Regions from separate parts of the Homo sapiens genome. Here region 1 is linked to region 2. Evidence: chromatin contacts called from ENCODE Hi-C or POLR2A ChIA-PET data. All regions are on one chromosome and are shown on one strand. The core of a region is the stretch at or near the end of the contact, and the rest is flanking DNA. Distances in the headings are between cores, read along the strand shown. Region 1 has its middle 8.2 kb from the start of STK24-AS1. Region 2 overlaps FARP1 (FERM, ARH/RhoGEF and pleckstrin domain protein 1).

Region 1 (4,519 bases), core at 1,082-3,581, 390 kb after region 2:
TCCATATGTAGAACTTCTTGTGTGTACTCCCCTCCCCAAATAATACAGCCAGTCCATGAGTAACCATTTATACACTCACCTCTTCCCCACAGCGAGTCAACCCTACTGCCTTCTACTGAGGCCATTTGTTTCCTGGTCCAGGGGCTCTGGACAATCTGGTTTTCTCTTTTTCAAGCTGAGATATGGCTCTTCACAGGCCAGCAATCTCTAATTGGTAAATGTGATCACCCTTCATGTGTTTAATATATTATGGAGGAGGATATGTTTGAAAACTACCTTAAAAACTCTCATTTGAAAGGAAAAGAAAAGGAAGGGAGCAGGCATCCATCAGTCCGTAATGTACATGAAACCTTTCTGGAAGATAAGGTCGGGGGGCCTGGGTCAGCCCTTGGGCTGCACTTGGCTCTGCTCTTTGGGAGATGCTCCCTTTTATGTGGTCCTCCATGGCCACCTTGGAGAGAATTCTGGGACAGACTGACCAGCCCACCTCCTGTTGGTGAAGATGTGGGGTTCTGGGGAATATCCTGGAACAGAGTTCCCAATGTTCTCCTTCATAGCACCCTTAGTGCCTCAGTGACTTTTTTTATAGTATCTCTGGGCCAAAGGAAATACCTAACAGGCCAATTAGTTAAGAAAATAGAGGCTGGGTGCAGTGACTCATGCCTGTAATCCCAGCACTTTGGGAGGCCGAGGCAGGTGGATCACGTGGATTACGTGAGGTCAGGAGTTCAAGACCAGCCTGGCCAACATGGCAAAACCTCATCTCTACTAATAATACAAAAATTAGCTGGGCATGGTGGCAGGTGCCTGTAATCTCATCTACTTGGGAGACTGAAGCACGAGAATAGCTTGAACCCAGGAAGCGGAGGTTGTAGTGAGCCAAGATAGTGCCACTGCACTCCAGCCTGGATGACAGAATGAAACTGTGTCTCAAAAAAAAAATTTAAGAAAATAGGTACAAACAAATTAATATGGACTCCTGTCTTAGTAACTTAGCCATTTGAAGAAATAGTACTGTACATTTAAAAATAATAGTTTCATTGTATTCTTAAGTAATCCCAATTACTGATGGGACATGTGTTCCTGTTGGACACTGCACAACTTCCCAATCTTTGAATCACAGTGGACATTGCCACCTTCGTTTTTTGTTCCACATTGATTTTTTGTGTGTTTTTAAATCACAATAACTTCCAAAAATATAAGCAACCACTTTGCAAATAATATGACACCACTGAAAAGAATATAGCATGATCTAATGTTAACCTGAGCTACCCGTCAGTGTGGCATCTGACAGATGTTGAATCTCACTATATTTCCTAAAAAAAAAAAAAGTAAAATATTGCATATGGGCACCTCTGAATTTTCTGCAGTACCCAAGAGCACCTTGGGACAGAGTTTGAGAGCCATGGGCTTAGGGAATTAAACAGTCATCAAGTTTGGGACTGTCCTGGTGATATAACTCCCTTGAAAACTGAGAAGAAACCGCAGCCAGAAGCTTATTGAGTCCAGGCTTTTGAATCTAAACCTCATCACTGGAAGCTCAGCCCTCTGCCCCTTAGGGCCCAAGGTCTTATTCTTTCAGGGTAGTTCTCTGCCTCTGAGTGAGTTGATTGAGGTGATAGGCAGGGTTAATCTGCCCCTGTTTCCCTGGATATACCCCAGGCCTGGCAATGGGGGAAATTATTACTCAGCCAGTAATTAGTACTCAGCAGGAGGAGGGAGGAGCCTGGTGCTAGATCCAAGGATCTTGGAGGATCAGGGTCACTTGATTCTCTGACTTCTCCAGAGTCCCAGGCAGGACCAGCTACATTTGCAAAATAAAAATGTGTGCCCTTGTTCAAAGCATATTAATAGTTTAAAGACTATGAGAATAGAGCAGTAAACCAAGCATAGGGCCCTTCTAAGTGTGGGGTGATGTGTGACCATGCAGGTCACACACCCAGCCTGTAAGCCTGCTCTCAGGCTTACTTCCCAGGTGTTTACCCGCCTCTCTGACTAACTCTCACTTACTCCAACTTGGGAGCGTTCATACAGCTTTTGCATTCTGCAGGAAACATGCCTCTTCCAATTTGGGATTGTTGGTGCAGGCTGGAAAGTCCTCCTTCTGCAAGATTCCGTGGCTTTTATCCAAGACTGCATGGCCTCCTGATGTGCCAATTCGGCTGAAGCCTGTCTATTTCTTCTTGCAACTTACTGAAAGCCACAAAAGTAATCAGCACACTCAGCCTGGTTTTTTTAGACTAAGAACTTCCTAAACACTGGGCTGTGTGGCACACCATTACGGTGGCCGTCCGTGCCCCGAGTCCCAGACAGCTGGGCAGTGCCTGGTATTGAAAGCCTCCAGGCCAATTGCCTCTGGCAGGGAGCACCCTCATCTATTTAGATCAGTGGTGCCTGACACAGACTGTGTTTCTTGATGTCGATGAGGAAGCACCATTGTAAAACTTCATTCTCTGCACTTCCCAGATCCAAAGTCTATAAGTGATTTGAGTCCAAAGGCACAAGAGATACCTGACTCTGATTGGCCTGGGGTGGTGGGAGGGGATAAAATCATCCCTCCTGCATCTAGGGACAGAGGATGATTTATTCAGGAAGGAGGGGATGGTATACCCTAAAAAAAGTGACACTGAACAGATAACAGTCCCGTATCCACTGGAATGGGGGAGTTGGAGGTTTGGTCTATGAAGCCAGCTTCAAATCGAGGTTCACTGGCACCAAGGCTCATCAACTTCCCAAACTCTGAGATTTCTGCTGTCTTCCACTCAGCCTCATGCATACCATTTACCTAATCAATTTTCTTCTGGCACCTTTCACTCCTGGTCCCGGTTTCTATGTATTTATTTAATAGAGATAGGGTCTTGCTCTATCACCCAGGCTAGACTGCAATGAAACAATCATAGCACACTGTGACCTCGAACTCCTGGGCTTAAGCCATTCTCCTGCCTCGGCCTCCTGGGTGGCTGAGATTACAGGTGTTTGCCACCACACCTGGCCATGGTCCCAGTTTTTATGCTTGTCCAGACTCTTTCAGTTTCACAGAAACCCTGTGAAAACTAACTTAGGCAGAAAGAGTAATTAATGGGCTCATGTAACAGGGAATTCTAGTATTTATGAATCAGTCACAGTCAAGTTTTAAGAAGAAAATTGCAGAACATGAAGCTGGCTTCTGAATAGTCCATCTAGGGATTCAAAGAAGGGAATCAGGACTCTGTGGGTTCCTATTTTGGCTCCCTGACCTCTGCTGGCATAACTATTAGGTGGGCTCCTTCCATATGGGAGCAAGACAGTTGCTGTCAGCCTTAGGCCTTCATCATGCTAACAGGTTGAGAGCCTAGATTAAAGGGAGCTGTCTTTCATGACAGATCTGCCAAGAGTCGCAGGGAGGACTCTGAGTGGCCTGGGGTGGTGGGAGGGGACAAGATAATCTCATCTGAATCCAGAAACTGAGAATGATTTATTCAGGAAGGAGGGGGTGGTACGCCCTAAAGCCCTAAATAAAGTGATACTGAGCAGATAAGAGCTCTGTATCCACTGGAGTGGGGGAGCTGGGGGTTTGGTTTGTGCAGCTGCTTAATCTGGCAGTGAGGAAATCTTTATGAAGTTCAAGATCTTCTTATAGAGTTAGAAGGATAGCCAGCCTTTAGATCAGGGGCTGGCAAACTTTTTCCATAAAGGCCAGAAAGTAAATATTTTAGGCTTCATGAACCTTGTGGTCTCTGCCCCAGTTACCCAACTCCACAGTGATATCACTAAGCAGCCATAGACAATACCTATAGAGTGAACATGACTGTATTGTGATGAAACTTTATTTACACAAACAGGTGGCAGGACAGATTTGTACCTGGGAGCCATAGTTTGTTGACCTCTGACCTGAGTGAGTGATTTTGGTAAACTGGGTGAGTGGTAAGAACCATAGAATAGGGTTCAAACAGGACAAGTTTAAGAGAGTAACATAAAGGAATAAAAAGAAACTACAGCCATCTTATGTGAATATGTAGCGTCGACAGAAAGAGATAAAGGAGCCATCCTGGACTGTGAGCTGTAATACATAATTGTAGTTCAAGATAAAGGCAAGGTCCAAAATACATCTATAACTGGTAAGAGCTCAAGGAGGTGAACCTGTCTACAGAGGATTCAGGCCTTCCAGGAACATCACCATGGACCTTCATGAAAAGGGGGTCATGGAAGACCATCTGTGAGGAATCATGAGCTCTGGAAAGTCAGGGTGCAAGTTTATTTTTTTTCTTTGTGACCCCAACAGTGTTCCCACCATAAGAATATAAAAGAATCGTGTAGAAAATACTTGTTCATAAGTCAGACGCAGGCAAGCTTTAATAGAGAATACTGAGTTTTAATAATAGAATTATTTAGAAAATACTTAGGCCGAGCATGGTGGCGGCTCACACCTGTAATCCCAGCACTTTGGGAGGCTGAGGTGGGAGGATCACTTGAGGTCAGGAGTTCGAGACCAGCCTGGGCAACATGGTGAAAACTGTCTCTACTGAAAATACAAGAATTA
Region 2 (4,455 bases), core at 1,445-3,944:
ACCAACACTGGTGAAACCCCGTCTCTACTAAAAATACAAAGAAAAAAAATAAAGCTGGGCGTGGTGGTGTGTGCCTGTAATCCCAGCTACTCGGGAGGCTGAGGCAGGAGAATCGCTTGAATCCTGGAGGTGGAGGTTGCAGTGAGCCGAGATCATGCCATTACACTCCAGCCTGGGGGACAGGGTGAGACTCCGTCTCAAAAGAAAAAAAAAGGAGAAAGAAGTTTTCTAGCTAGAAAGGAGAGGCTAAGATGTCTGAAGGCTTAAAGCGGTGCCCTTGTGCCTTGACTGCTTCCTGGGTTGCCCAGGCTGACCTGCGGGTCCCCTGTGGGCTTCACTATGGCTCTAAGGGAGGTGGAGTCTGCGGTGTCCACACCCCCTGCACTCTGAAGGACCCTCCTTCCTTGAGAGAAGTCCCTGCGAAGTCCTCCTTCAGAAGTGTTCGGGGGGTGAAACGGGGACGCATGTCCTGCACATCCGAGGCTCACCGTATGGGCCCAGGCTCCTTTCTGTCATTGATACCAATTGACCTTATGTGTGCTGAGGACAGTCTTTGGCCCTGGACCCAGGATGTTTCTGAGGTTACAAGTCCAGCTTGGTGGCAAACCGATAAGGCCCATGAAGGCTCGCCAGCTCCACAGGTGTCAGACGGGCCTCAGGGCAGGAGTGTCTTTCTCCTCTCCTTGTCCTGTGATGCAGGTCACTTCCCATGATGTCCCCAGTGAATGGCCCGGGCTGGGTTGCCTGATGGGTGCTGGCCTGTGGGAATGTACTCCTTAACAAGGAGGAAGAGCCAGGTGTGCCCAGTGGCCAAGAACATGAACCCATGCCCCCTTGCAGGGCTTCAAGTAGATCAGGCAGCTGGGGCAGATTTCTTAAGGCTGTGGTCAGAAATGAGTACTTTTTTTTTTTTTTTGGTCATCATAAAGCAGTACAGGAAAAGCACTTAAAATATATTTAAGGCCTTTAATTTATAATGCATTCTTAAATAAATGTTCTTTGTCTACCTAAATTACCATGGACTGTTTCAGACCAAGTTCACAGAAGGTATTTTTTCATTTTTTGTGCCATACTTTGGTCATTTTAACAGGCAGACAAGAACAGCTTTTGATGATGAGAGAATCATTAAAGATTCTGTTAAGAAACCTGGTATTATAATGAGCAGAACAGAAAGGAACTTGAGTATATGATAAATTAGTTAACCAGATTATGTAAGTTGTAGGAATAGAAATTCCCTAACCAGCCCAATATGTATTCAAATTAAATACGTATTCGAGAGGGAGAATATTTACTTATTATTGCCATGCATATTATAGAAAACTTCTCAAGTCAGGCATCGTTGAATTTTCAATTTAAAAACTAGTTTGAGGCATAATGTAATAAATCTGTTTTGCATTTTTATTTTCAGTTTCCCAGGAAAGATTTCAGTTATAGATGGTGTATTATCACAATTTCAGGAGCAACAGTTGAGATTTGTGATTTCTATTAACCAAAGCCTTTTGGGTTGGCTATTCTTGTTGAAAAACTTAATTAAAAATTATTTTTTACTGCTTATTTAAAACATTTTTACCTTTTTCATGCAAGTTCTCTGTCTTCAAATTATACCGTGTTTCCTTTACTAGAAATGTCTGTATTTAGTGACCGAAGATTGCCCTTGTCTTCTGTTCTTGGCCAGTTGCCACTGTCCCTCCCCCTCATCCCTGCACCGTTGGTTCTCTTGACCCTGTCTGTAATGGCTTTATATTAACTTTTCTCTTTTTGAGTTGATCCGCTGAAAAATTTTAATGGTGGTGGGATTAAAGAGATCCCCACTTCTTTGTCATTTCCTTTAAAAATATTTTACAATTTTCTCCTTTTCTACAAGGTTTTTTTGCATCAATATAGGAACAATTATGGTGCAAACCTTTTACAACAAACTCTATTCCTGCATTGTACCTCCACACCACCAGGGTAAATGGTAAAACTCTGAGAACTTCCCTTTTTCTCAGGCTGTTGTTTCTAGAGATACATTCATTATAAATCAGTGTTGAAAAAGCTCCTACCTCAAAGTCTTTAACTCTGTATATGTTTATTTTGTGCTCTCTCTTATCTTCCAAACTTATTAGAAGCAAAATCAAGGTTGACTGATAGGAAATTAGCAGGATCCCTTTCCTTCCCAGCTGGGAAATGGGTAATAAGCATCAGATGACATTTCATTTACTTATTTATTATTATTTTTAGAAACAGGGTCTCGCTCTGTTACTGAGGCTGGAGTGCAGTGGCACAATCATAGCTCACTGCAGTCTCAGCTCCTGGTCTCAAGCCATCCTCCCATCTCAGCATCCTGAGAAGCTAGGACTATAGGTGCATGCCACCATGCCCAGCTTTTTAAGTTTTTTTTTTTTTTTTTGGAGAGACAGGGTCTTGAACTTCTGGCCTCAAGTGATTCTCCCCGCTTGGCCTCCCAAAGTGCTTAGATTACAGGCATGAGCCAACATGCCCAGCCTCATATGATATTTCAAGTAGATCTATGAGTGATCATTCCATGATTTTCTTTTTTAAAATAAAAACAGTGACATAGGTAGTCCTTGACTCCAGAATACCAATTACAAGTGTTCTGGATATATGGACACTGCATCTTATCATCTCCCCCGGTCCTGCCTCTGGCACTGTGCCCACCCATGCCCAATCCTTCCTAAAAGCAGAGCTGACACGCAACGTGGCCAGGACCTTTCCTCTCCGGCCCGACACTGCTGGAGGCATTAAGGGAACTCCCGGGCCTACCCCAGCTGTCGTGGTGACCTCTGATGCTGCTAGGTTCCTCATAATGGTGCCTGTTTTTCCTATTTCCAGGAGCTTCAACCTGTAGAACCCTTGACCGTACTAACCTTTGAGAACACTGCCTGTGTTCTCAACATCAAAGAGCAACCTTGGGAGTCTCGGACTGGGTGAAACGAGCACTGGGGATGTTGAACTGGGCTTCAGAATATACTTGTCAACAGAAATGAAACTAAATAGCAGTTAGGTCTTGTTCATAGTGTTGTTAAGCTTCATCGTGGTGAAATGGGCTTTCCAGGGTTGACTTGAGAACTCTTCCACCATGTAATAGTGGAAAATGCTTTGGGGTATGAAGTATTCATCAATATGAGAGTAAATATTTGGAATATAAACCTGTTCATACTGTATAGACTACCAACGTGAATTTCATCTCAATTATGAAAGCATTCTGGGAGACTATGCTTCTTCATTTTATTTTCAGTATTTCTTTTTTTCCTTCCTGTAATATAGCAATAAGACCAACCTCTTAGTTAAATAAATTTGGCCAGGTACAGTGGCTCATGCCTGTAATCCCAGCACTTTGGGAGGCCGAGGCGGGCAGATCACCTGAGGTTAGGAGTTTGAGACCAACTTGGCCAACATGGAAAAACCCCGTCCCTACTAAAAATACAAAAGTTAGCTGGGTGTGGTGGCGCATGCCTGTAATCTCAGCTACTCGGGAGGCTGAAGCAGGAGAATCACTTGAACCCAGGAGGCAGAGGTGGCAGTGAGGCAAGATCATGCCACTGCACTCCAGCCTGGGTGACAGAGCAAGACTCTGTCTTAAATAAATTAAATACGTAAGTAAATAAATAAATTTTAGAGAAAAATGACTTGTAGTCCCGAAACCCCAGCAAGTCAAATTCTTTGCATCTGACATCCAGACACTGTGTATTCCTACTCGTTGTGCAGAAGCAATTTTTAAATTCTTTAAAAAAAAAACAAACTTTAACATCATAACAAATTGAGTCCTCTGCATTTCACAGTCTTCATGTTTGTGATTTTTGAGTGTAGACTGTTCTAGGCAGCAGATATGCTACAGTTTGGTTAACCTTTCTTTGCGTTTATAGCCTTTTTATTGCTTGTGTTTATAGCCTTTTTATTCCTTGGGATGATTTCCCAAAGCCAAATTCCTATAAGTGACAAATTATGGGTATTTATGGTATTGGTCCACATTGATTTCTGTGTGTGTTGAATCACATTGCCATCAACCCCAGCAATGTAACATTGACTGTTACTTTTTTTTTTCTGAGATGGAGTCTTGCTCTGTCTCCCAGACTGGAGTGCAGTGGCATGATTTCAGCTCACTGCAACCTCTGCCTCTCAGGTTCAAGGGATTCTCCTGCCTCAGCCTTTCGAGTAGCTGGGATTACAGACATCTGCTACGACGCCTGGGTAATTTTCTGTATGTTTAGTAGAGACAGGGTTTCACCATGTTGGCCAGGCTGGTCTCCAACTCCTGACTTCAGGTGGTCCACCTGCCACAGCCTCCCAAAGTGCTGGGATTACAAGTGTGAGTCACTGCGCCCGGCTGACTTGTTATTCTACTTTCAAAAAGATGATCTCCAGAAAAATTTCCTGGGCCATTTTAAGAAAAATTATTGATTATAGGCAGCTGTTTTAAATTGACCAGAAAAGTGAGGAAGCCAGAGAAATTTG

Evidence for each region. Hi-C counts contacts between places; a loop is a spot of excess contacts on that map. ChIA-PET counts read pairs that join two places held with the same protein, here RNA polymerase II (POLR2A).
Region 1: POLR2A ChIA-PET joins it to region 2 with 11 read pairs in A673. The contact joins two enhancer-like sites. A Hi-C loop is called at or near these places in 1 of 168 maps with a recorded cell type or tissue (sciatic nerve). POLR2A ChIA-PET finds 5 or more read pairs at or near these places in 3 of 52 experiments (A673, GM12878 and PC-9).

The regions. Positions count from the first base shown.
Region 1 is chr13:98,583,165-98,587,683 of GRCh38, forward strand. No RefSeq gene overlaps it. Among named protein-coding and RNA genes, the nearest start is that of STK24-AS1, 8.2 kb to the left of the region's middle. Within about 2 kb of position 2,332, at least 4 of the 41 ENCODE cell types and tissues checked have a DNase peak (open chromatin) inside an H3K27ac peak, as active enhancers do.
Region 2 is chr13:98,188,362-98,192,816 of GRCh38, forward strand. The region is part of intron 1 of FARP1 (FERM, ARH/RhoGEF and pleckstrin domain protein 1); the gene reads left to right. Among named protein-coding and RNA genes, the nearest start is that of RNF113B, 13 kb to the left of the region's middle. Within about 2 kb of position 2,695, at least 3 of the 41 ENCODE cell types and tissues checked have a DNase peak (open chromatin) inside an H3K27ac peak, as active enhancers do.